4 separate regions of the Homo sapiens genome follow, and all the other regions are linked to region 3. Evidence: chromatin contacts called from ENCODE Hi-C or POLR2A ChIA-PET data. All regions are on one chromosome and are shown on one strand. The core of a region is the stretch at or near the end of the contact, and the rest is flanking DNA. Distances in the headings are between cores, read along the strand shown.

Region 1 (6,133 bases), core at 2,212-4,711, 770 kb after region 3:
CCCCTTTTCCAGAGTGTTCCTCTCTTTCTCTTCCAGTATAAATAAGCCAAACTTGTGTCCTGGATGCTCAATGCATAAAGTATATCTGGAAAACACACTTGACCTGAGATGTTAGTGTTAATGAGGCTTACAACACTCTCCTTCACAGGAAACATATTTGAATTTTAACTGTAGCCTCTGGTGAAAACACCTCCCTGGGAAGCTGTTTGGAAGATGCTATGGAATGCAGAACTTTGATGCAGAAGGGGACCTTAAAGATTAGAGAGTCCAATTGCCTTCCTTCTATAGCAGAGTAGAAAATGGAATCTCAAGGACCTATATGACAACTGACCTACCCAAGCTCACGTAGTGAGATTTGCAGGGATCTTTACAACCAATCTCTCTCTCTCTCTTTCTCTGTCTCTCTCTCTCAAATAAATAAATAAAAGGGCAGGCTTTTTGTCACCCTCAAAATGGGTCTAGAGGTGGCAGCATTAGAAGCAGAAGCGGAGAAGGATTATCAGTACCATAGCCAGGGCTTAATGCTGACTATGTATGTTTGTTGGTTGTTCTCGACACCTAGGGTCTTTCAGCCTATTCTGGTAGTTCCAAAGCCTGCGTTACCCAACTGTCCTGGCTCTTCTCTCCACTTCACCCAGCCCTGTTCCCTCAGGCTGATCACCCCAGCCCCTCAGCAGTGCCCACAACAACTCTTACTCTAAAGATGACTGTCCTCTGAGGATGACATCCAGGGCTGAGAGTCAGACCCAAGCACCAAGAGCCGGGGTGTCCAATCCTCTGGACAGACTCCGCAAGACCCTCTGAACTAGACTGCCCTTGGAAGGCGGGCTTCACTCCTTGACTTCATGTCCAAGAAAATGTCATTGGTATTTGATATTTGAGCAAAACAAAGATATCCATGTTACATGAACCGATTAGGCAACTTCCTCATTAGAGGGAAGCAAGTCTCTGAGAGATCCCAGGCAGAGGGCTTCCAGTTCCATCCAAGTGTGTTAGCTCACCACCACTCAACACCGGTGTAAAGAACCCAGTTCTGAAGTCACTCCCTAAAACCAAGGCTTCTTAGTCCTTCTCATCAGGGCCAAGGGAAGGGCAGCTATCTTTACAGACAAGAGTCCCATCTTTGGAAGCTGGTTTCAGAAGGTACACATTTCTTAATATTGTACTATTCGTTGGATTTGACTTGTGTGGCATAATGTTTCCTGAGCCTTAAAAAAGGAAGCGAAATCCAAGTTTAATGGGGACAGCACTGGTCTATGTTGGAATGCATGTTTGTACATTCCCCATCCACAATCTTCTAATGGGAAAATGACTTCAACCAGCCTTTTATGTAGCTTAAGCTGTCTCTCAAACGCTTGTCACTTTTGGCCTCCTGATTTTCGGGTTTGGCTAGAGGGTGTGGAGGACTGAATTAAGATTCCACTCGGGCTGGAGGTAGGGAAATCTGAGTCGCCACTGCCTCAGATCCGCCCCTCTTCTCTGTGCTCATGCCCTGTCACACTTCCTGAAAGAGTCTTGGCAGACCCGTGAGTAGGTGTGTACTTGTTAGCGGTACCCTTTAATTGCCCTTTTATGTACCCCAACAAGATGAGGCACTTCCTGTCTTGCCACAAGCCATGCCCCCAGGTCAAACATCTCCCCTCACATTTTGTTCATCAAAGACCAAGAGAAAATGATCATGCAGCATTCACATGGAGATGACATCAAAGATCCAACTGAACTGAACCTGATGAAGGCCTCCCAGGGGCTGTGGAACAGAGGAGGAGCTCCTTACAAGGAGGCCCCCCTCACAGTACATCTGGGCTGCTCTCCACTGCCAGGGAGGACACCCGCATGCATGCACATGTGGATTTGAGCCAGATGGCGCACAGGAGGTTTGAGGCTTCCCTCCTAAATGTCTGCCACAATGGTTTAGATAAGGAAAATCCCTGATAATAGAAATGTCCCTAGGAGACCTTTTTAAATTCCGTGGCATCCTTACCTAATAGCTTCTATGATCCTTTCCTTTTTTTAAAAAAAAAAAAGAAGGATTTATTATCATGATACAAAATTTATTCTCAATCTAATTTATTTCCCATCATCTGGGGCAAGAATGCAGCTGGGTGTCAGGATTGTCTAGAACTGTGCTGTAGCACCCATTCTTTACTTATTCAGCAAATATTTATTGAGTGCCTACTTTGGGCCAGACGTAAGAAAATGCTGAGTATTACTTAACTCTTTCACTGGTGGAAAAATCACAATGCAGGCTTCCATTCCAGGCTGCAATCTATGAGGATAAGGGTGCAAAGACATTATTACGTTCTTTTTTCATTTGAAGCTCCACATATAGATACAAAAGAACACAAATTGTAGGCATGCACCTCAATAAATTTTCCAGCCATACACTCCCATGCAACCAACACCCAGATCAAGCAGCAGCACATTACGTCGGGTGCAGTGGCTTACAACTGTAATCCCAGCACTTTTGGAGGCCGAGGTGGGCAGATCACTTGAGGTCAGGAGTTCGAGACCAAGCCTGGCCAACATGGTAAAACCCCATCTCTACTAAAAATACAAAAATTAGCTGAGTGTGGTAGTGCATGCCTATAATCCCAGCTACTTGGGAGGCTGAGGCAGGAGAATCACTTGAACCCAGGAGGTTGAGGCTACAGTGAACTGAGATGTCACCACTGCACTCCAGCCTGGGCAACAGAGTGAGATTCTGCCTCAAAAAAAAGCAGCAGCAGCACCTCACACCACCACCAGCACCCCCACCCGCAGAAACCTCGTTTGGATGTCCCTTCAGTCACTATCCCCCACCAAAAGCAGCTGCTATCCTGACTTCTAACATCATAGGTAAGTTTTATCTATTTTCAAACATTGTATACATGGAATCACTGTATGTACTCTTGCACATCTGGCTTCCTGTACTATTACTGTATTACTATTACTGTATTACTATTACTGTATTCCTGATATTACTGATATTACTTCCTGTAATATTTTGTTTGTGAGATGCAACCATGTTGTTTCATGTAGTTACGGTTTGCTTATTCTCGTTGCTGCATAACGTTCTGTTGTGTGATTATAACACAATGTATTTATCCATCCTGCTGTTGATGAGCATTTGAGTAGTGTTCGGTGTGGGGCTATTACACATACTGCTACTTTGGACATTCTCTTATAAGTCTTCTGGTGAACCCATACATGCATTTCTCTTGGTTATATACCTAGAAGGGGTCATATGCTCTCTTAAATAATAAAGATTTGAAAAAGCGTGGAGAAGTACATGATAAATCTGATTCTTGCTGCTGTGGTACCTATGCCTCCACCTTGATCCAACCAATTTCTTCTCATTTCTTTCTTTCTAATTCAATCCCATTATCTGATGCTGGTACACGGAACAAGTCTGGGTGGTGACTTCTGTTCTAGTGGGGAAACTCACTGAAGACTCAAGCTGTGGCCAAGGAAGCTGAGCTGGCCAGCAGCAGGCAACCTTGGAATGTAACCACAACATGCCCCTAGGGCAAAGCTGACAGGTCTGCACAGGAAATTGAGAAAGCATTCAGTGGGAGGCTTCTGAAATCACTGCCACTGCTTTGTGCTAGCTCTGAGTTTCTGACTTGCTCTGGAAAGGCTTCCAGTTCCTTGCTGTAAGCCCCGGTGACCAGCCCCAGGCATCCTATGCATACCACTGCTGCTTGGATGGGCAGAATACACCCGATGCCAAGGGGACCTAACACTGACTTGGCCTATTCCAAAGGGTAAGACCACCCTGGGCCACTCTGCCAGTATCCAGGATGGCTCCCCACATGCCCCACCCCAGCAACACCCAGTAAGTTTGGGTGTGTTGCCTCCTATAAAGAACTGGAAAGAACTTCCACTAACTGAGATCTTCCAAAGTGCTAGACAGTGGACTAGATTCTTTTGCTTATATGACCTCATCAAATATTCATATCCTTACCCTCCACCTGCATGTAGTAGGTATGATTGTTTTACAGATGAGGAAACTGATATGGTTTGGCTGTGCCTCCACCCAAATCTCATTTTAAATTGTAGCTCCCATAATTCCCATGTGTTTCCCCATACTGTTCTTGTGGTAGTGAATAAGTCTCATGAGAGCTGATGTTTTTATAAAGGGTTTCCCCTTTCACTTGGCTCTCATTCTTTCTTGCCAGCCGCCATGTAAGGTATGCCTTTCACCTTCTGCCACGATTGTGAGGCCTCCCCAGCCACATGGAGCTCTGAGTCCATTAAACTTATTTTTCTTCATAAACTACCCAGTCTTGTGTATGTCTTTATCAGCAGCATGAAAAGGGACTAATACAGCAACCAAGACTGCTAGAAGTTATTCACTTGCCCAATATCATAAAGCTTATACATAGTAGAGCAAGGAATTGAACCTAAATCTAAACCCAGCTGTTTTTTCCAGTACAATTGGAATCTCAATATAAGCCTAAACAAAATGTAATCTGAAAATCAGCAAGACTAGTTAGTGGAAAGAATATGGAAATAAGAAGTGGGAAATTAGGGTATTGTTCCATTCCAGTTTACCACCACCTAACTGGATGATCCAGAGAAGGGCCACTCAACTTTCAGGGTAATCAGGTCTTTAGCTGGAAATAAAAAGGTGCATATTACCCACAAACCATACATGCATAATGAAAGGACCATGTCTTTTTTCCCTGACCATAGTGTCTCCAGCACCCACCATAGTATTATGGCCCCTGGTAGGCACTGCATAAGTGATGAACGGATGCATAGGAATGCACGTCAGACTCACCTGCTAGCTTTTTCAAAATGCACATCCCAAGGCCAGCCCCATAAATCCTGGCAAGTACGACACAATCCTATACATTTTTTTAAAAAAAGAAGAAACCTATCTAGGCAGTTCTGATTCAGACCCACAGTATGAAGTCACAGCTCTAAAATTCTATTATCCTATTAAATCAGCTGTATAAATAATCTACTGCTGAGCTCAACATAAATTTATTTATTCAATTTTACATAGTTCCCTCTTAATTAGGACAAATAGGTAATGTGTGCTATAGATTTTTTCAAATCACTGAGAAGTTTCTCTCATTTCTTTCTTTTTCTTCAGCTAATGTGTCCCCTTTTGTTCTCTTTGACTGCTGTATTCTTCTCCCAGTTGCTTTTAAGAGTCTATTTTTTTAATTGCACCAGTTAGATTGAGACATCAAATCTATAGGGACATGTAATATGCAAATACATTAGAAACTAAATTATTGAATTAAATAATGTCTTATTTTGACTGAATTCTTGTGTGCTGGTTCCCAAGTGTTTTCTTTTGTCTTCTTCTAAAATTCAATGGGAAGGACTAACTGAAAAGTTTGTCTTTTTCAACCCTGAGTAGTTATTTCCTATAAAAAAAAAAAAAAAGAAAGGAAACCTAAATTGAATCGACATCTCAAATAAGTCAAGTGACCCAGTAGCCTACAAATAAACATTGCTGGCCTGTTTTTGTCTTAGGAGGGGCAAAGCTAGCTAATACTAGTTTTCTTCTGTATTTTCTCAGTATAGATGTTACCCTAAGAACTGTACGCCAGACTGCAATGAAATCAAACTTACTCTAGTGACTTCTTTAAACACGTGCTGATGCTTTTTCAGAGCTGCAGCTTAAGAACCTTCCCGCTTCTGCTCACCTGAGAAACACTGGCTGCCCCTGTTACAGGGAGGCTTGCAACCCTGCAGCCTTGCTCTCAATGTTTCCTGCACACCCATGTTCAAGTGCCCTAATCAAGAAGTCCAGGCCAATAGCAGGCTATTCAGTGATCTCCCTTGTCCCCTCCAGTCCCTGCCACAAGGTCCTCTGCAGCTTTTCCACTTGCGTGTTGCTTAAACAAGTGAAGAGGGCAAGAGAAAGAAAGAGTTTGCTGGCTTCCTTGCCAACCAGGCCCTCCCTTCTAAGACCACACGGCCCCAGTTTCTCTGTTTCCTCTTATGTTTAATTTTCTTTGGCCCAGGCTTTCCTCAATGGTTTTCTTTTCGCATTTTATCACCATAAATTAATTAAAATGTTTCTGGCACTGAGTTCACATCTGATCATCTTGGCAGGATCCCCTTACACAGATGGCGAGTAGATAAAGGGCAATCCAAGCATCCAAGAACAAGAACAGCCCACATAGGGAGCCGG
Region 2 (7,053 bases), core at 952-3,451, 570 kb after region 3:
ACCCTGGGAAACTGGCTCCCAGAGATAAATTAGACTAAAAGCCATCTAGTGCTAATTTATTAAGCAGTCAATGGTTTAAAACAACTTTCTCTGTTTCAGCTCACTGGAGATCTGTTACCGGCTCTTGAGAAGACAGCAAAGAGCCAAAGACTGATAAATTTCATAGATTATCCTGACACAGACAAAGTGAAGTGTTGGCATAGAAGGGTTTTGTAGCTGGGAAGGGGTAGTACACACTGTGGGTATGTCTATGCATGTGTACTTTACACACCTCCAACATTCAAACTTCAGTCTTCCACACTGGACCTCCCATAATAGTAGTTGAATATGCTGAAGAAACAAAAATTCTCTCTCAGGAACAAGTCTCTATAAAGAAATATCTCCTAAATTTTCTCCTACTAGAGTGTACCACAGATCAGAAAAGTTCCATCTGTAACGGAAAATATTCATGATCTTCCCCAGGGTTCTAAAGACCTCATTTTTCTACAGATGCCCTATGACAATGGTTCTTAGCCTTGGTTTCAAATTAAAATCACCAGGGAGCTGATGTCTGGGCCCTACCCTTAGAGATTCTGATGACTTTGGTCTGAGGTATGGCCTAAACTTTGAAAGTTTTAAATCCAGGTGATTCTAATGCAGTAAAGCTCAAGAACCACAGCCCTATAAGATACTGTCAGAGATTCAGGTCTATCCCACATCCGTGACTACCAGGTGACTAAGCTGTTACTATGTATCCCTTTTTTTTTCTGAAAATTCAGATCATGGTCACTGACCAGAAACACAGGGACATCAGAAATAAAGGACCAACAGTAAAATGTTTTGCGTAGCTGCTCAACTCCAAATGCTATTCTATGTGAAGGAGACTGGATGATTGAACCTGTGGAGGAAAACGCAGCTAGAATAAAGTATTGAGAAGAGGGAAAATGACTTGCTGTTCGTTTAAATTGAATTTTTTTTCAAAGGCAATATGCCACTGACCCTCTCTTCAAAGACAGAGAAGCTCCTGAGCAGAAGGCAATACTACCTTTTATGACCAGAACTAATAATTACCCTCTACATCTTAAGATGCATAAGAATCACCTGTAGAGCTCATTAAATATGCAACTGCCTAGGTCCCACCCCGGGGAGATCCTGACTCAGTAGAGCTGGAGTGGGGCCCAGGAATCTGATGTTTTCAAAGCTCCCCAGGTGATTCTGATTGAGGTGCGCTGTGCCCCACCTTTGAGAAACACTGAGTCATTCTATCTCCAGGCAACCTCATGAATGGTTCTTTTGCACAAACTGAATTGCTCTTCTTTGGTAAAATATATTATCAAAGTCAAGGAAAAACAGGGATTGTGTCTTTAGTGAAATACACTGCAAAATATTTTTTGGAAGGCATTTAACTAAAATTTATATTGAGAAATCTTCAGTCCTTTTTGGGTATCCAAGTGCCTCAGCATTTCCTCAAATTACCTACAGAGAAGAATGAAGATGAATTTCTACCCACATACAACTCTACCCACAAATTACAGCCAATATAGTTCTTGGGAATAATGAGGGATTTTTCAAAATCAAAATCCCTTCATGCTTTGAGGGATCACAAACACTGATGAGGAAAATACAACCATGAAAACAAGCACACATGCTTTATTCAAGGAATTTGGGAAAGGGAATGGATATATTCCTCCATGCTAGAAGTTACTCCCTTTTCATGATTAATATGGAAAAGCTGTCCATATTTATGTTGATTTTTTAAGGTGACACATTTTCATTATGGCAGTTTTACCCACTTAGCATCAAAGATAATGGAAAGAAACAAAATGTCATTTCCAGTTTGGGATGGAAATGTAATAACTGGAACTTACCCAGTCTCTCCTTCCAATTCAATGTGTGTGTGTTATCAGAGTAGAGCTGTACATCTGCAAGATGCAGCTATAATTATTTGGCACAAAACTTTGGAATCCATAGCTTGTGAACCTAAAATTTACTCAGAATTTATAATTCTACTGTAAATAGGGAAATGTGTATGCGTTGAGTGTGTGTGTTTGTGTGTGTGTGTATGTGTGTGTGCGTGTGTATGTGTGTGTGTTTGAGTGTGTGTGTGTGTGTGTGTGTGTGATGGGGGCAGAGATGGATATTCCTCACTTCTTTGTGTTTTTCACTCAAAATTGCCCCGGTACTCTAAAGCTCTCCAGCCTTGAACATTGTTCCCGTGCTGTGCCCACGTTCCATTGGCACAGGCACGGAATGGTATGCTTGGAATGTCTCCACCCTCCAAAATATTTTTGGATCAAGCTTATCCCTTTTCCCTGAAAAACCTCTGTTGTACAGCATTTGCTTCACTGACTTTTATATTTTTGAATGTGGACCAAATCATGAAAACTCCAGGGCCCCAGTCAACTGTTAAAAGTTCTGTTAACCCTCTGACATCAACAGAATTCTCACTGAAGGAGAGCAAACATGGAGTTCTCTGCTTGGAGTCTAGTCTCTTGTGTCATATTTACCTGCAGGCTCATTTCTAAATGCTCTTGAATTTAGACTTCAGCTTAGAGAAGCTAATTACCATCCAATTTATGTGAAAATAAATGACTTTCTTTTGTAGTTTCCTCTAGATGGGCTTGTTTTTCCTAGTGCGAACTGACAATCTCAGTCAAAGACTGGAGCCTCAGAGGGACTTGCAGGGGAGACTGCGTTTCCTCTAAGTCAAATTAGTGGGGATGTTTTCACTTGTATCCCTATGAAGTCAGTCAATAAATAATAATGTTTATAACAGTAATAGCACTATTAAAGTGTTATTATATGTGCCAGGTACTGGGATAAAATTGTCACATACAGTATCTCATTTAATTTCCATAATAATCATAGGAGATGGCATCCCTATTTTACTTTATTATTTATTTATTTGTATTTTTGAGACAGAGTTTTGCTCTTGTTGCCCAGGCTAAAGTGCAATGGCGCGATCTCGGCTCACTACAACCTCCATCTCCCAGGTTCAAGCGATTCTCCTGCCTCAGCCTCCCAAATAGCTGGGATTACAGGCATGTGCCACCACATCCGGCTAATTTTATATTTTTAGTAGAGACAGGGTTTCACCGTTTTGGTCAGGTTGGTCTCGAACTCCTGACCTCAGGTGATTCAACCATCTTGGCCTCCCAAAATGCTGGGATTACAGGTGTGAGCCACTGCACCTGGCCAGCATCCCCATTTTAGTCATAAGAAAACTTAGATCACAAAGGTAGCATGTGGCACAGTCACAATTTTTTCAATTACCATGGGTTTATAAAAGAAAAAATGACAGTGAAAAGATTTTATGTATCCTCAAGAAAACTATGATTAAAATGAAAATTAAACTTTGTTTCTAACGTATCTGTGATAGCAACATATTTTGGGGTCACTTAAGTGGGTATAGTGAAATACTTTGGAAAAAAATTCCTTTTAAAATCTTGTTGGCATTTAAGTGACACTTTGGCAAAACACTATGAAAACATCTGGTCACATCTTCTCAACACTAATTTCTTCCCTAAATGTTGTTTTTAATATGTCACAGTTGTTAAATTTGTAACAAGTAATGCCCTTGAGACTAAACAACAGTGCCTGGTATGTGAAAAATGGACAATGCATTTACAGCAGTAAAAACCAAAAGGAAATTTTAAATAAACATTTAATTGAGTACAAATAGCCTGAAAGTTATTTTGGTGGAACTTGCCCAATCTGTGTGCTGACATTAGCAGCAGGATGTTCTAAATAAACTCTGTTAAAACAAATGTTGTCTTCTTCAGTTGAGACATAACTGATCAGATTCAGTTCTTCTGAAGGATTATGGCTAGGGAAGGAACACTTGTTAGTTGGAAGGAAACTCTCCATTCATAGTCTCAGAACAAATGCATAACCACCAAAACACCAGGGAGAATGGAGCTGGGTATTTGGATATTGTACAGCAACTTCAAAGTAGACAACAAAAAGGAGAAAAACCACCACCAACCACCGATGTTTGCATATCGGTTACCCAAAGTCCATGGGCCTGATTCACTTCCTCTCTAACTCTAAAAGGATTTTTCCTTCTAGATAAAGCCCTGCATATTTGAATAGAATCCAACATATGTACTTGTCTCAGGCTATATTTTGCTCTTGCTGTATTATAATTTTGTGCAGTGGAAAGTCTTGCAAAGTTCTACAATGAGGGAAAAATTCAAAACACAGATCATATTCAGGCAATTAGTAATGCAGCTGAGAAAGAGGGGCTGTGTATGTCATATAGCCAATTATTTGAAAACAATTATTTTTCAGTTTCATGTATTGACTATTTCCACATATGGATAGACAGATGCTTTTGAGCAGAAATGTTTTTCCACTGATATGGAATCCTTGAAGAAACCAGATTGGCTTTGATGTGATTCAGAGATTGTGTCATTCATCAAATGGTTTTAAAGAATGTGACTAACCTTAGGGTTCGTTCAACCTGAAAATAAACACAGATGGTTTTGGGTGAACAAACTATTTTCCATAGCAGATTTAACCATACATGTAATGGAATATGCATCCTTTGTATTTAGTGCCACATTTGACTTAACATAAAAGCAATTAGAGTGAACATGAGTCAAACTTTCTAATATAGTAAATGTGTAACTTAGTCCCATCCCATTGAAAAAAATTTTATATTGAAATATTTTAAAACATACAGAAGAGTTGTATACATATTACAAAGAACTTTTATTCTTGAATCTTTTTTTTTTTTTTTGAGATGGGATCTTGCTCTATTACTCAGGCTGCAGTGCAGTGGCATGATCACAGCTCACTGCAGCCTTGACCTCGTGAGCTCAAGCAATCCTCCCACCTCAGCCTCCTGAGTAGCTGGAACTACAAGCATGCACCATCGCACCTGGCTAATTTTTCTATTTTTAGTAGAGATGAGGTCTCACCATGTTGCCCAAGCTGGTCTTGAACTCCTGAGCTCATGTGGTCCCTTCACCTTGGCCTCCCAAAGTGTTGGGATTACAGGCATGAGCCAACTTGCCTGGCCAATTCTTGAGTCATTTAAGAGTAAGTTGTAGGCATAATTTTCTATTTCTCCTGAATAATTCAGTATGTTCTTCCTACAAATGACCTGCAAAGCAGGAAATTAACACTGATATATTATTACCACCTACTCCAGAGTTTCAACTATTGCCCCAACAATGTACTTTATAGTAATGGATCTCAAACTTTAGTGTGCTACAAAATCAATGGGAAGTCTCAGTAAATACAGATTAGTGGGCCCAAATCCAGGGTTTCTGATTAAGTGGGTTCAACATGAGGTCCAAAATTTTATATTTCCAAGCAAGTTCCTAGGTGGTGCTGAAGCTGCTAATCCTGGGACCACACTTCAAGAACCATTGCTTTATGGCAAAAAATCCAATCCAAGATCACATGTTGCATTTAATGACTGTGTCTGTTTAGTTTCCTTTAATATGAGGACATTTTTCAGCTATTCCTTGACTTACATGATCTTGTGGTTCTGGCAGCGTACAGGACAGCTAACTATACTCTACAGACTATCCCTTAATATGGGTTTGTCTGATGCTTCTTCGTGATTAAATTCAGGTTATGATTTTTAGCAGGAATATATCACAAAAATGTTCATCTTATTGCATCCTCTTGGGTGGTACAGAATTTTAATTTGCCTCATTACTGGTGTTAACTTTGATCACTTGATTAAGATGGTCCTTGCCAGGCTTCTCTACTACAAAGCTACACTTTTTCCTTTACATTTGTAATTTTAAAACATATTGTAGGGAGATAGTTTGTCACTTAAGTAAATATCCCATCTCTCATCAAATTCTTATCCACTAGTTCTAGCAGCCACTGATGTTTTTTGCCTGAATTGATTATTACTACAACAATTGCCAAATGCTGTTTTCTAACTCTGTCTTCCCTTCTACATTTATTCATTGCTATTCTACTGTTTTATTTCCCCCATTTATTTATTCAGTATTTATCAGTATAGACTGATGGATTCCTATTTTATTTAATGGGTTACAATCCATTATTTTGTATTTATTTTGATGCTTAAATTGTCCCAGAGTTGGCCTGTGGGAGTCCAGTCAAGCTGACTTCTGTGTCCTTTCTTTATGTCCCAGCATTACTTCAACATTCCCTTGCTCTCTTATATCAAAAGATGTTCTGGCTCTTCTTTTACTTTTTCTACCCAGACCCAAAATCAATCATTTTCTCAAAGAGACCTAGTTGCTTTTAATGGGGAATGGTATTTTAAGATCAAGATATAGGTTCAATTTATCTTTTACTATTGGTATATTGCTGCTCCTAGTCTCTCTCAGTAGACAGAGCTAGCAGATATATGTATATGTAAACACACTCACACATACATACCAGAGTTACATCTAAATTTAACTCTCTGCTTATATTATTGAAATGTGCATGTGTGTACATATAGGCTTGCATCTATATATTTCTATTTTGGCCTATGTATTGATAATCATGAGTTCATGCCTCCAATTCCAACCCAACATCACAGGATTCAATCTAGCTTTCTTCCTCTCTCTAACTCCATTATTCTCAATATTTTTACTTAATTAGCCCCCAATATGTAACAATCTCCCAACTTAACCAGAATAAGAAGTTACTAATTACTAAAGGATACCTGAAGTTTCAGGAGGCTTTGTATACCCAAAGAAAACCAAGCTAGCATTTTTTTGGTGGCTTATAGGTCATCTTACCACAATAGTATCATCCTAAGCAACTCAAAAAATTAACTCAGCTGCATTACAAAAAGTCAAGTGCTTTGAAGTGTGAGCTGCCTGTAGCTATCTCTACTTATACTCATCAGATACACAAGTTTTCCATTCTCTTCAGGGTCAGATCATGAAGTTAGAGGTGATCTCACAGCCTAACATAGTTTAAAGTTTAAGAGCTGACTCCTCCCTGTACCCCCTCCATAGGAATGACTGCTGTCAAGAAGACCCTCCAGAGCTCCTGGAAGGGGACATTGAGTTAAATATGACTAATTGAACACATATATTTACCTCCTATTCCACCTCAAATCTCACCAAAAGAGGGAATGGGGAGAAAGGAGGT
Region 3 (6,767 bases), core at 1,671-4,170:
AATTTTTCTTTGGTCAGGAGGTTGTCTGTACAGTGCAGAATAAGAATAGAATAAAGGCACCTGTTTCTGGGGCATAGCCTTTTCCCATCGAAATGATTACTTTAATCTCATACAGATTGGAAACAAGGAACATTTCATCCACTCTATTATTCATCCCAATGAACCAAAGGAATGGGAAAAAAATTGTTCTAGGTCACACAGAGTCTTGTCAAGATTGGCTTTAAATTCGAGGACTTTCTAGTCACAGTTGATGGCTTAATTGTAAAAGACACTGCCAGCAATGACTGAAGAGTGCCAGATCCTAGGTTCTGTGTCTTCTTAGGTGCACTGTGTCATTTAATCCTTACAACAATCTGAGGTCAGAACTATTATTATCCCTATTTTACAGATTAGAAAACTGGAGTTTACAGAATTTAAATAACTTCCCCAACATTACCCACCTAGGTAATAGTGGAATCCAGAACTTTCTCACTCAAAGCTCTGGTTCTTATTCATTGTTCTGCCCACCTCCTGTCATGTAATCCAAACATTGGGAAAAAAGGCAGTTTCCCCTCTTTTGTGGGGAATGCTGGTCACAGTGTTTTCCATATTAAGACACTGAATAAATTCTATAATTCTTTCATTAAAGTTTTGATTTCTACGGTTTTTTCCCCAGATTTTAAAGAAAAAATCCTCAGTGTCTAAATTAAAGCAAAGCCAAGTTCTTTTCCTTTCCCATGTCCCAGCTTTCACAATGCTTTTCTTCTAGAGTTCAGAAGCCAAGGGTCATCTAAGCAGCTGCCCCTATCTGGTTTCTGCAAGTCTAGATGGAATAAGACAGATAGCAATTTATTGTACATTTTTTGGGATGGGTGGAGAGATAGGAAGCTCTAAAGAATTCACATTCATCTGGCAACAACAAGAATGCTTGTCTGCTATCCTTAAGATCCAGGGTTTAGACCTACAAAGCATTCTTTGATAGCTCCTGCTCTGAATGCAGTGTGGACCCTGCGAGGAATTCCTAGCAGCTCTGCTCTGGTCATTTCCTTCTGGGAAGGCTTTTCACCTGGCCTCCAAAGCTCCACTGAGACCTGTCCCTAGATTATCTCTCCAATTAAGGCCCAAGTTAATAGACTTCCCTTATTTCTTAGACATCTGGTTTAGAGCTTGGTGCCTTGGGAATCGCCAAGTTCTGCCCTCATGTGGACATCCCAACCTTGTGAAATTCAAATGTGGAGGAGTTCTTTCACTAACAAGGCAGCTTAATGGGCCTGGGATTAAAAGCACAGCGGCCTGTGTCCAGGACTAGTTATATAAGAGAACCTCCAAGAGAGGACATGTTTTCTCCAAATAAATAAGGCAAAGAGGCTACACTCACTAGTGCCACAGCTGGGGAGCAACTGTGAGCAATGAATTTCTCATGCTAACAAATCCAAGCTCTTTGGAAAACAGATGCTGAGCGCTGGGACTGGCACTGGATCTCCCCTGGCAGGAACTGCAAAGATTCAGAGATGGAAGGGTATCTAGAAATCATTTGTTCATAAACACAGCTGAGGGACCGCAACCTGCTTTTATGCCCTGCCTGGGCTGCCCTGGTGGATCTCTTCCATGCAGTGTTTCTATGAGGAAGAAGGCAGACATGCAAGCTTTCTGCAGCCCACGCTGTACAGAAATAATTAAACAGTTTTTCTTAACCTCTTGAACTTTTCATTTATTATTGCCATCCATTATGTCTACCTTCTCAAATCGCAGAATCCCAAAACTGAGCTCTGGGGTCAAGGGTTTATTGTTTAATGGAGATAGAACATTTTGTAAATTGCACAAAGTCACAATGTTTATAATAGAAGCTTCTGGTGTACTGAATCTTTTCCATTTAACAAACAGTGAGCTTTGACATGTGTTCTTCCTACATAGCAAGAAATCTGGGGTAAGTGCAGTACTGGCATGAATGCATTACCAAATCCTTCCTGTAAACCAAGTGACATCTGCAGTCAAATAAAAACATTCCTTCCACCAAATACCAGGAAATTCTAAAAGTATCACTATTCTTCTAAGGTCATGCTAAAATGAAGTTTTGGCTTTTAGAACACAGAGTAAGGATGAAGAAGGCCAACATTTTTGTCCAATACACATTTGTTGCTACAAGTCCTTGGGGACAACCTCCTGTTTCAAATATGAACATGTGTATGGAGAATTATTCCTAGGATTTAACCTTCAAATGAAAAGTGTAAATATTTTAAGAAAATGTATTAATGTTAAAAAATATTTCTGTTGTCTTTGTTTTTGCTAGAATTTGTACTTTCCAGTCAGGAACGGATTTGCTTGAAACAAAGCAAACATCCTCAAAAATGTACCCAGCCAAAATAACCAATGTATAAATACTTAGGATTAACAAAATATGAATATTCTTCAGTAAAGAAACTTGACCAAGAATTGGAAGTCCTTGGGAAATAACAGAAAAAAAAGTCTTAAACCTAAATTTTTAACCCTTTGTGTTGGAGCTCTAATCAATATATTTAAAGGAAATAAATGTTTGTGCAACATATTCTCCTGCGTTTTTTGGGGGGGACTTAATATAAATTAATGCTAATATAAAACCTTTTGGACTATAAGTGTAGTTACTGAAAACCAATGTAAAAAGTGACATTCCATGAGTGATTACCATAACTATTTTCTTAAGTCTTCACAATTGTCTCACAGCACCGGATATATTTTTGGCTATTTTTTATGAGGTAAAAACACCTATAATACATACATTTTACATTTGTAATGGTTCAGGCAGCTTTCTCTGCAAAATTCTCCATTCCTGAACTTCCCTGGCAATGCTCACTTAATTTTTTTCTCACTGTCTAAGTTTCTAAAAGAATTGTGTAGTATTTAGTGTTTGCCTCAATGGACTCTTGCTTACTGTGGGCCAAGCAAGACCTCGCAGGATTCAGGCTCACCATTGCAAATTGGCCAGCAGGTGTCACTGTGGGTTTGGGTGGTAACCCAACTGACTACAGAAAAGAATGACTGATGAAGGGGAGTAATAAGAAAAGGAGAGAAAGGGAAATACAAAAGCAGGTTCTTAGAGGAAGAGAAAAGTGAATTAAAGATCGCTGATGTTTCCATAGACCTTTTCTCTAGGATTTCAGTGTTCTTTTGTACCACCTCCCTGGTTCTTGTTAGCCCAGATAGGAATTCACTTGCATAAGATCTGTTGATTCTGAGTTAGTCACTAAGGATAACTTCACTAAATAAAATAGCAACAGAGATGAGCAAAGTTGGGAAGAGCTGGATTCCTGCAGCCTGTTCCCGACTACTCAGGCCTTGCCTCTGGGCTTCGTTGCTGTACGTTTTTTTGAACCATAGGCCCCTTTGTTTAACCTCAGAAATGTACAAAGTCTCTCAGCTTTTAAATAGGTCATAGACTTGTGGCCCAGAATAAGATTTTGGCTATCCCTAACCGTTCAGTAGTAAAATAAATCCTACTGTTTCATTACTTAAAGGGGCATCTTGGCCTGGAAAGTTGGTCCTTGTATCTCTCAAAGATTTGGATTGCTCATTTTCAACAAAGCTAGCCTGTTCAAGTCACATCTCTTTCTGAGTGCATGGAATTTCTTAATAAATAAAATTTCAATTTGTAAAATTAACACATATTTCTTGAACACCTGTCAACTTTTAAGAATAGCTGGCCATAAAAACTCTCTGTACAACGAGGAATTCACAGATGGCCTAATTTGAATAACAGGCTATAAATTGATTTCTTTTTTGGCTTGATATGTGAAAACAGCATCCATATTGTTGGTGCAGAGAGCAGGCAGTTTGTTAAAAAAAAAAAAAAAAGGATGCATGACTTGACTTCTCCAAATAAGGCATAACGTGTGTGAAATATCTTAATTGTAGTCAAGTTCTGAAGAAAACAAAGCAGAAAAAGGCTTTAAAGAAAAACAGTAAGTTTTCTACCTTCTGGAGAACCTTTGTGCCACTGTAACAATTTTATTTTTTATTTTTATTTTATTTTATTTTTGAGATGGAGTCTTGCTCTGTCACCCAGGCTGGAGTGCAGTGGCACCATCTCAGTTCACTTCAGCCTCCGCTTCCCCGGCTCAAGTGATTCTCCTGCCTCAGTCTCCTGAGTAGCTGGGATTACAGGCGTGCACCACCATGCCTAGCTAATTTTTGTATTTTTAGTAGAGATGGGGTTTCACCATGTTGGCCAGGATGCACTGTAACACCTTAATGTCTTCTCTGTTCCATCTCACATCATGGACTACCATCACATGATGATGTCATGATACCTCATGGCTGGAGACTGGACCCAGGAGGGTTAGAAACAAAAGCAATTCCTCTGTTATGAACATCCTGCAGTTTATATCTGATTTTAATTTCCTTACCTTTAAGTGTACATACATTAAGTTTCTTAATGATCCTTCTTCTAGTGCTGATTCTAAAGATTAAAACTATAATGTTAAGAAAAAAGAAAAGAGGATAAATTTGCAGGTTCAAAAACATTTAGAAAACTTAACTACAAAGTATGAACACTTAGTTGCCATCTAGCTTAGTCATCTATTCACAGAGATTAATAATTCTGGAGGAGGCTGGTTTGGTTCCACAGAAGATGATACAAGAGATGGCTTATAACTCTTCGTGAAAGTTCTTCAGGAAATCCATGCATTCATATATATGCCCCCTTCCCAATTCTCATTTGTGTATAAGGATAGGTCATTAATGTAACATTGTTTTCTCTGGTGCTCAAAGATTAAGGTTCACTTTTGCTTAGGATTTCTGGCAGAACATGTAGGAATCATAGCAACAGGCACTACAAGCACAAGCAGCTGATGGGTGTGGAGTGGGAGAAGAGAAAGAGGGAAGAGGGGTGTTAAGGTATAAAAATATTTATCCAGGGTAACAGAGTATCAACAGAATTCCTTTCAATTAGATGTATACATCTGTGAGGAGTGGACTCCTTGGCCATTGGTTTATCCTTTGGAATAATGCCCCACCATTTCCATGACAACTTATTAGACAGTTAAAAAATAATAGTGAGCACAATTCTTTCTGAGCCACTATGCCCTTTGTCTACTATGACTGTTATTGCATCTGTAATCACATAATATGACTGGGTATCTTGTGTAGGTGTAAGTTATCTTGTGCACACATACTTCTGTGTCTGCTAAACTCCCCTCTCAACACACAAAAAGCCTAGTTTCTCTAGGATAGGAGTTGCATGTTATACATCTCAAATCCCTGAAAACTTCTGCCTTGGTGCAAAGCATTTGGTGGGAATTCAATGAATCTTTGTTGAATGAATGAAAATTATAAAGGATACTTTTGTTTGGCAAATGTTGGTATTGCTAGATTACTTTTATGTAGTCCATATAAATAATTCACTTCTTGTGGTTCCATATCCTGATGTGAAAATTATGCATTTACTGTGCTTTCATAGATATTAATGGGGGCTATTAAAATCTAGAGATTATTTCTTGGTTGGTGGTCTTAGGCCTGGCATTGAATGAAAAAGACTTGAAATAAATTTTAATTTGTAAAAAGAATAAGTCTCTATGTATTGCTTTGTTAAAGTTTAGCAGTTTGCGCACATGATTTTTTGTATTTATTTCACAAAGAACAACAAAAAGACACTAATTTTCCTTAATGTTAGTATTTAATATAAAAAAGAAAATAGAGTGGAGTATAAAGGGATAGAAACAACCCATCTGTCCTTGTGATATTTCCCCTTTAACATCAAATGTTTTGTTTAAAAAGTATAGTTTAAAAATGGAACTGTAAATGTAATGATCTAATTTAAAAATTTAAAGAAGGATTATATTTATGTGCCAGTACATCAGGTTTAGTTATTATGTACCAAATGCTATTATATTTCTGTTGGGAAAACATTTTTTAAAGTTATTTAAAGCATTATAGAATGTAGCAAATCAAGCCATTACTTACACTTTTTGGTGGAGGGGGCAGTGTAAGGAAAATGTGTGGAAAAGACTAATGTTTATGTATAATGATTTCATTATCATATTTCTACTCTCTTTGTCATCCAGGGTAAACTCAAAGGACATGTCATGAATTCCTGAACCACAATAAATCTGTGAATGTCAGACACCGTGTGTGGGTAAAATGGATAATTTTCTGACCTTTAGTAAGCTTTCACTAGAGCAAAGGAAGTCCCTCAACATAATGTTTCCCCACTACAAAATACTGGCAGGAAGCCAAAGTATGCCCTTTGGCAAATCTCCAGTCTGGATAGTTTTCCTGTAGCGAGAAGACATTCATGAATCTGGCTGATGCTGTGAATTTTTTTTTTAAGAGAGCCTTCTGGAAAGACCTTTCCAATGTGTAACCTGCTGAGGGAGACGCAAGAACACATTAATCATGGATTTCTTCAAAAGAAATGTGGGGCTATCCTGCTCTAATTCAACAGGCCCATCTTCCTGCTCAGTGTGAGCCTCAATACTATCACAAAAATGCTGGTAGATAACTTAGGCATGGATCTAGCTGAAAACTAAGGCTATGGTAAAAACAAAAGTACAATTTCTCATCCTCAGAGATAGGGTTTGGCCATGGTTGGCTTCCTTCTGAAGGACAAAACTGATAGTTATGGAAATATGGGAGTAAATATATTGTTTATTATTATTTTCCTAAGTTTATCCAAAATCTCAAATTATTTCTGTCACTGTTTATAATTAGACCCATTGTCTTTTAAAATTATCTCAAAATAGAACGATCTTAGAGAAGTAACGCATGGTTAATTTAGTCCTGATCAACCTTAGAAGTGAAATATGTTTCCCTTTCAC
Region 4 (6,819 bases), core at 2,544-5,043, 810 kb after region 3:
TTATATCAACTTGGCTGGGCCACAGAGCCCAGATATGTGGTCAAACATTATTCTGGATGTTTCTGTGAAAGTGGTTTTGGATGAGATTTACATTAAATGAGTGGACTTTGAGTAAAGCAGAATGCCCTCCATAATATGGGTGGGCCTCATTCAATCAGCTGAAGGCCTAAATGGAACAAAAGACTGACCTTTCCTGAGCAAGTATAAATCCTGCAGCAGACAGCCTTCAGACTTGAACCACAGCACTGGCTCTTCCCAGGTTATCTAGCCTACTGGTCCACCCTGTAAATTTGGGACTTCCAGCTTCTGTAATCACATAAGCCAATTCTTCAAAAATCAATCTCTTTAAATATATATACACATATATATACACACATATATATACATATATATGAATATATATACATATATACACATATATACATATATACACACACATATACATATATACACATATATACATATATACACATATATATACATATATATACACATATATATATATACATATATATACACATATATATATAAAACATATCATGTATTAGTTATATTTCTCCAGAGAACTCTGACTAATACACATGGCTAAGCTGTTGAGATGTAGTTCTCCTGGGAGTCAACCCTCCTGCAGGAAACCAAGTTCTTCCAAGGGCCATCTGCTCTGGAAGCATGAGCTTCCATCTCATGCCTCTTCCTTTCATCCATGCGCAAAGACTTATACAGCCCCCTGGCATTCCCAGGACACCTTGCTGGTCACTTCCCAAACTAAAGGGCAGAAAAGAATCCCATATAACAAAAACTGTTGCTCAGCTGCTATACTAGGAACTCAAGGAAACATTTCTTTGTCTATGATGTCATCGTAAACAATCTTACCAGGAGCAATAATATTCATATGCCGCATGCAAACATCACACCGTCACTTCGTGCTAACACTTGACTGAAGTCTGAGAGGCTGAAGAAAGAGCAGAATAGTTAAGAGCATGAGCCCTGGAGGTCTAACTGCTGGGACTCCAGTCTCCACTCTGCCACAAACTAGCTGAGTAAAATGTGCCAATTCCCTTAACCTCAATTCTCTCATCTTTAAAATGGGATGCAATAATTATACCTATTTCACAGGACTGTAATAAAACCAAGTGGAAAAAATACAAGTGAAGCACATATCCCTGTGCCTGACATACGGCCCATGCTCTGTAAAGGTTACTGGTATTTATTGCTGCAGCAAGAAGCCCAGGCCTTAAAGAGTCTTCTACAAATGCACGCAGTACTCTGAAGAAGGTGATTAAATCAGTTATGACTCTGTGGGTTGCAAGTGAAAAGCAGAAAATCCTTCAAAAGATATAGAGCCCTCAAGAACTCTTGGAGGGCATGCTACCACAGACGAGTCTCTTCCACAGTAGCCCCAGAAGTGGTTGCACCACCACATAGATTGGATCCTATGGTGAAAGGCTGGGCTCACTTTAAGGCTGGGCAGACTGAATTGTGAAGAAACTCTGCGACTTATTCATAGATTGTGAGAATAAATGGTAAACAAGTAAATGAGCAAATACATCCATGCCAGGAAGGAAACAAACAGGGTGCTTTAACATTTAAAAAGAAGTGGGTGTGTCATACCCAGCACAGGCAATTCCATACAGACAAGACGGTAGATGAGTGGATGCCAGAGGCTGGGAGGAATGCGAGGTGGGCCGTGACTTCTTCATGGTATGAGGTTTCTTTTGGGGACAATGGAAATGTTCTGAAGTTAGATAGTGGTGATGGCCGTATAATATTGTGAATATACCGAAAACCATTGAATCGTACACTTTTAAATGGTGAATGTGGTGTTTTGTGAAATCTTATGTGAATTATATCACAATTAAATTTTTAATTAAAAAAGAAAAGCTGGCTGGGGCCGGGCCTATTTTAGATGAGGTAGTCAAAAAAGTTCCCTCCAAGGGGTTTCTATGACCAGAGGACTGAGAAATGGGAAGGAGCCAGCCTTTGGAAGATGCACGGAAGAGCTCACTGTGCAGATGGAAGAGCAAATGCAGATGCCACAGAGTGTGCCCCGCTTGGCAAGGTCCATGTGCTGTCCCAGATTCGGCCCCTGGGAAGGAAGAGAGAAAGAGAGCTTGAAGTGTAGGAAGAAGCTATATCCTAGAAGGCCTTGGTAGGGCACAGTAAGAAGTGGGGAGTTCATGCTAAATGAAATTGAAACCCACAGAAGGCTTTTCCGCAAAGGAGTGCCCACCCCACTTGCCATTTTTGGAAGATCGCTCCCAGCTCCCAGCACGCAAAGCACCCATTACCAAGTGGCAGGACCAACACAAGGTATGAGACATTGATGAGATTCATTCTCATTAGTTGGAAGCTTCTGCACTTTCAACAAAACTGTAACCAGGGGCTACGAATTAGATGATGAGCTTATTCTTAAGAAGACATGTTATAAAAGGTAATATGAAACAATATGGATTTCTTGTCTATTCCAAAAGGCACCTTCTCTCTTTCCCCATAAAATACTTGGTAATAAAAGGATACTCTGTCACCTCCCAGCTTCCTGGAGTGACAATGGCAATGCTGTCATTATTAAGTCAAGAGCGCCCTCTACAGTTATGAGTCTAGATTACAGCTTACTATTAGCCTCGAACAATGTCTACTTTTGTGAAAAATTACCATCCCCTCAGCTCATGCCATCCATGATAAGCTAGTCCCACCAACTCTTTCCTGAAAACTGAAGGAAAATATTCAAAGGAAGTGACATTGGCAGCTTTCTTGGATGACTGAAATGTCAACACAAATGTGTCGGCTCTTTGGAGTAACAGTCTCCATAGGCCAAAAGGAGGATGGTCGGGTGTATGTGTGTGTGTACAATATACATCTATCTACTCACTGCTAATCAATATTTGATCTCATTATGTAACTGGAAAAAGAGAACATGTGTTTGATCACTTTGTGATTATCAAAATACTTGATATCAAGTCGGTGAAAAGTACTTCAAAAATGTAGAAGTTTATTATCTTGCCATAAAATAATAGAACAAAGAGGCAAGGGACTGGCTTCCATTGGCCCAGTGACAGCAGCAGGAGGCTAGGAGAAGCTCAACCAACAGCTGAGCAGTAGTATGGACGGGTTGAAAAAGCAATTGATATTTGGGAGGAAGGCTTTGACCAAAAAAGTGGGGAGATGGATGGAACCATGAAAATCGCATGAAAAAGTGCGAGAAGCTTTTTTAAAAATTCCCCAGGAGAGGGATTTTAAAAAGAATACCCAGAGAGAGGCGCCTGTGAGCAGCTGGAGAGGACAGGGAGGACTATTTGTCTAGGAAATTAGAGCTGTTAGGCAGAGCTGAACTGCCTAGAGAATGGGAAATCATAATTTGTGAAACGCTTTTATTGCACCCCGCCATGGTGGATTCCTTGTCCCAAATATTCTTACGCAAAATTTATTCGGGAAGGAGAAAGAAAGGGCATGCGAGTTCAGAACCTGTCTCACGCCTCTAAAACTTCCAGGCCACCTTCAGTACAAAGAATGGGGGGAATGTCCGGGCGAGCCACGGGAGGCGTTGGGGAGAGGGGAAAACGGATTCCTTCCTGCCGTTCTGCTTCCACTGATTAATACAGCCATTAAAAAATGAAATCTGTTCCTTAGACAAAATATGGTGAAACATTCCTGCGCGCTCCATCCTTGAAACAGATTTCAGTATTGGCCTGTCTTCTCAGTGTTTGTTTTGGTTCCTTCAGCCCACGCTGGAGTCCATGGGTTTTTTCCTTCACTCATCATCTCGCCTCCTGCTGCTTCAGCCGAGAATGAAGTAATAATTCAGCAAGCTGTTCAGGACTTCCCATCAGCCCAACTGCACCGCGCCGTGTTTTGAGGGCTCAGGCATCCTTGAACTCCACGGCAGAGCAAGCCGCGGGAAGGAACTCACTCATGTTGGCTCCCTTGCCTCAATTAAGGCAGTTTAGGAAGCAAAGTGAGAGAAGCACTTTAAAAAGCACAAGAATATCTCCTCGTGGGTCCTCACTTGCATGTTCTTACGAAGCCGGATTGTTCGTAGCCTACTCTGCAATTTCAGAGTGGTGAGTGGCTCCAAAGCAGCTTACAAGGAAACATAACTGTCACAGAGGCTAAGAGATTGCTTAAAAATAAATTACTGATTCTCTTTTCCTGAGAGCAACCTGCTGTGACCTTTGGAAGGCTTCTTTTGGGTCTTCAATTTTGCATCTGCCTGAGCTAAAAGGGATTGCCAGAGTCCCACTGTTTGGTTTATGACCCAGCTCATCCCTGTCCCTTGGAGGACGTGAGGACATGAGCCTGGCATTAGTGCACACTGTAAATGTGTTTGTGCCCAGAACTCTCTAGAATAGAAAGGTTTCCAAGTACTTCACTATAATGACTTAGTCACAAATGAATTTTAATATGCTAGAAGAACATGAGTATTTTGGATGAAAAGCCAATCTTTTCGTCCCCCCTTTTAAAATAGAAAGAAGCATAGCATCTGAGCTCTGTGGAAGGGACCATCCAAAACTAATGAAATACCATCTTAACGTAAGCACCTAAAGCAAGCATGTGTGCGCCATGGGGGCCTCAGTCCTGGTGGTTTCCTGGAGAAGATTTCACATGAGAGAGAAAAAGCTTCTCTGTTCCCTGATGCAGTGTGGATATTTTTAAATGGACTTTATGCGTTTTTTGTTTATTTGGTTTGGTGCTGAAAAATTAGACAAGGCACTCAGCTCTCTTCACATGACTAAAGTTTGAACTTGTGCATAATGAGTGCAAAATAGTGTCTGAAAATAGCAAAGAACAGAAGAGTAAGATGATCAGCGGGAAGGGAGGCAGCACGTCATAGGGAAGGCAGCCAGTACTCTGAAAAGCAATCCAACAAATAATTAACTGGTTGAAAGCCAAGAGGACAGTATGATAACAGACACTGATAGACACTAATTATAAGTGCAGTACTGTGAAACATGAAGAAATGATATGGTTAACAATCCTAAAAATGTTACAATGGGCAATGTAAGATGAGCAAGGAAGCTACAAGGAACACTCTATCGTGTTATATTTTGGCTGCTAATTTCTAGCAATAACACATTTATAATGATATGCTATTAACAAATTGACCAATACATCTTTTTTTTTTTTTTTTTTTTTTGGAGACAGGGTCTCGCTCTGTCGTCCAGGCTGGAGTGCAGTGGCACAATTTTGGCTCACTGCAAGCTCCGCCTCCCGGGTTCACGCCATTCTCCTGCCTCAGCCTCCCGTGTAGCTGGGACTACAGGTGCCTGCCACCACGCCCAGCTAAATTTTTGTATTTTCAGTAGAGACACCGTTTCACCGTGTTAGCCAGGATGGTCTTGATCTCCTGACCCCGTGATCCACCCACCTTGGCCTCCCAAAGTGCTAGGATTACAGGCGTGAGCCACTGTGCCCGGCCGACCAATACATCTTTTGAACCACTGAAAAGGTTGGCTGAACAGAAAAGTATTTTTGCATGTAATATATATGGAAAGGAAAGAGAGAGTGTCAGATTATAGGAAGAGTTACACTGAGTCAAGCCCATCAAGGTACAAGGTTGAAGGTAAGATCCCAGGTGAAAGCCAGGCACGGTGGCTCATGCTTGTAATCCCAGCACTTTGGGAGGCTGAGACAGGATCACTTGAGCCCAGCAGTTCAAAACCAGCCTGGGCAACCTAGTGAGACCTTGTCTCTACAAAAACTAAACAAAATTAGCCAGCAATGGTAGCTCTCACCTGTGGTCCTAGCTACTCAGGAGGCTGAAGTGGGAGGATCACTTCAGCCGGGCAGGTCAAGGCTGCAGTGAGCTGTGATCATGTCACTGTACTCTGTCTCAAAAAAAAAAAATAAAAGTGTTCCTACTTCTCCACATCCTCTCCAGCACCTGTTGTTTCCTGACTTTTTAATGATTGCCATTCTAACTGGTGTGAGATGGTATCTCATTGTGGTTTTGATTTGCATTTCTCTGATGGCCAGTGATGATGAGCATTTTTTCATGTGTTTTTTGGCTGCATAACTGTCTTCTTTTGAGAAGTGTCTGTTCATGTCCTTTGCCCACTTTTTGATGGGGTTTGTTTTTTTCTTGTAAATTTGTTTGAGTTCATTGTAGATTCTGGATATTAGCCCTTTGTCAGATGAGTAGGTTGCAAAAATTTTCTCCCATTTTGTGGGTTGCCTGTTCACTCTGATGGTAGTTTCTTTTGCTGTGCAGAAGCTCTTTAGTTCAATTAGATCCCATTTGTCAATTTTGGCTTTTGTTGCCATTGCTTTTGGTGTTTTAGACATGAAGTCCTTGCCTGTGCCTATGTCCTGAATGGTAATGCCTAGGTTTTCTTCTAGGGTTTTTATGATTTTAGGTCTAACGTTTAAGTCTTTAATCCATCTTGAATTGATTTTTGTATAAGGTGTAAGGAAGGGATACAGTTTCAGCTTTCTACATATGGCTAGCCAGCTTTCCTAGCACCATTTATTAAATAGGGAATCCTTTCCCCATTGCTTGTTTTTCTCAGCTTTGTCAAAGATCAGACAGTTGTAGACACGCGGCATTATTTCTGAGGGCTCTGTTCTGTCCCGTTGATCTATATCTCTGTTTTGGTACCAGTACCATGCTGTTTTGGTTACTGTACACATGGACACAGGAGGGGGAACATCACACTCCGGGGACTGTTGTGGGGTGGGGGGAGAGGGGAGGGATAGCATTGGGAGATACATCTAATGCTAGATCACGAGTTAGTGGGTGCAGCGCACCAGCATGTCAATGTATACATATGTAACTAACCTGTACATTGTGCACATGTACCCTAAAACTTAAAGTATAATAAAAAA

The links. A loop is a pair of places that touch in the nucleus more often than their neighbours do. ChIA-PET counts read pairs that join two places held with the same protein, here RNA polymerase II (POLR2A). Pooled maps may share reads with other maps.
Region 1: a loop to region 3 is called in a pooled map, with 2.2 times the contacts of the local background. The contact joins two enhancer-like sites. A Hi-C loop is called at or near these places in 21 of 168 maps with a recorded cell type or tissue (A673, Calu3, GM12878 and 13 more), 26 of 37 single-sample maps with no recorded cell type and 32 of 50 pooled maps. POLR2A ChIA-PET finds 5 or more read pairs at or near these places in 2 of 52 experiments (HepG2 and SK-N-SH).
Region 2: a map of endothelial cell of umbilical vein shows a loop between it and region 3 (8-fold over the local background). The contact joins two enhancer-like sites. A Hi-C loop is called at or near these places in 2 of 168 maps with a recorded cell type or tissue (PC-9 and endothelial cell of umbilical vein) and 4 of 50 pooled maps. POLR2A ChIA-PET finds 5 or more read pairs at or near these places in 1 of 52 experiments (PC-3).
Region 4: a map of heart right ventricle shows a loop between it and region 3 (8-fold over the local background). The contact joins two enhancer-like sites. A Hi-C loop is called at or near these places in 62 of 168 maps with a recorded cell type or tissue (CD14-positive monocyte, CD8-positive, alpha-beta T cell, Caco-2 and 36 more), 34 of 37 single-sample maps with no recorded cell type and 47 of 50 pooled maps. POLR2A ChIA-PET finds 5 or more read pairs at or near these places in 1 of 52 experiments (HEK293).

The regions. Positions count from the first base shown.
Region 1 is chr14:54,308,835-54,314,967 of GRCh38, forward strand. No RefSeq gene overlaps it. Among named protein-coding and RNA genes, the nearest start is that of CDKN3, 85 kb to the right of the region's middle. Within about 2 kb of position 3,462, at least 3 of the 41 ENCODE cell types and tissues checked have a DNase peak (open chromatin) inside an H3K27ac peak, as active enhancers do.
Region 2 is chr14:54,104,935-54,111,987 of GRCh38, forward strand. All of the region lies in intron 4 of LOC105370507 (a long non-coding RNA gene), which reads right to left. Among named protein-coding and RNA genes, the nearest start is that of BMP4, 150 kb to the left of the region's middle. Within about 2 kb of position 2,202, at least 8 of the 41 ENCODE cell types and tissues checked have a DNase peak (open chromatin) inside an H3K27ac peak, as active enhancers do.
Region 3 is chr14:53,536,736-53,543,502 of GRCh38, forward strand. All of the region lies in intron 2 of LOC105370504 (a long non-coding RNA gene), which reads left to right. Among named protein-coding and RNA genes, the nearest start is that of LINC02331, 310 kb to the right of the region's middle. Within about 2 kb of position 2,921, at least 3 of the 41 ENCODE cell types and tissues checked have a DNase peak (open chromatin) inside an H3K27ac peak, as active enhancers do; they include heart right ventricle, where a contact is called at or near this core.
Region 4 is chr14:54,345,614-54,352,432 of GRCh38, forward strand. No RefSeq gene overlaps it. Among named protein-coding and RNA genes, the nearest start is that of CDKN3, 48 kb to the right of the region's middle. Within about 2 kb of position 3,794, at least 12 of the 41 ENCODE cell types and tissues checked have a DNase peak (open chromatin) inside an H3K27ac peak, as active enhancers do; they include heart right ventricle, where a contact is called at or near this core.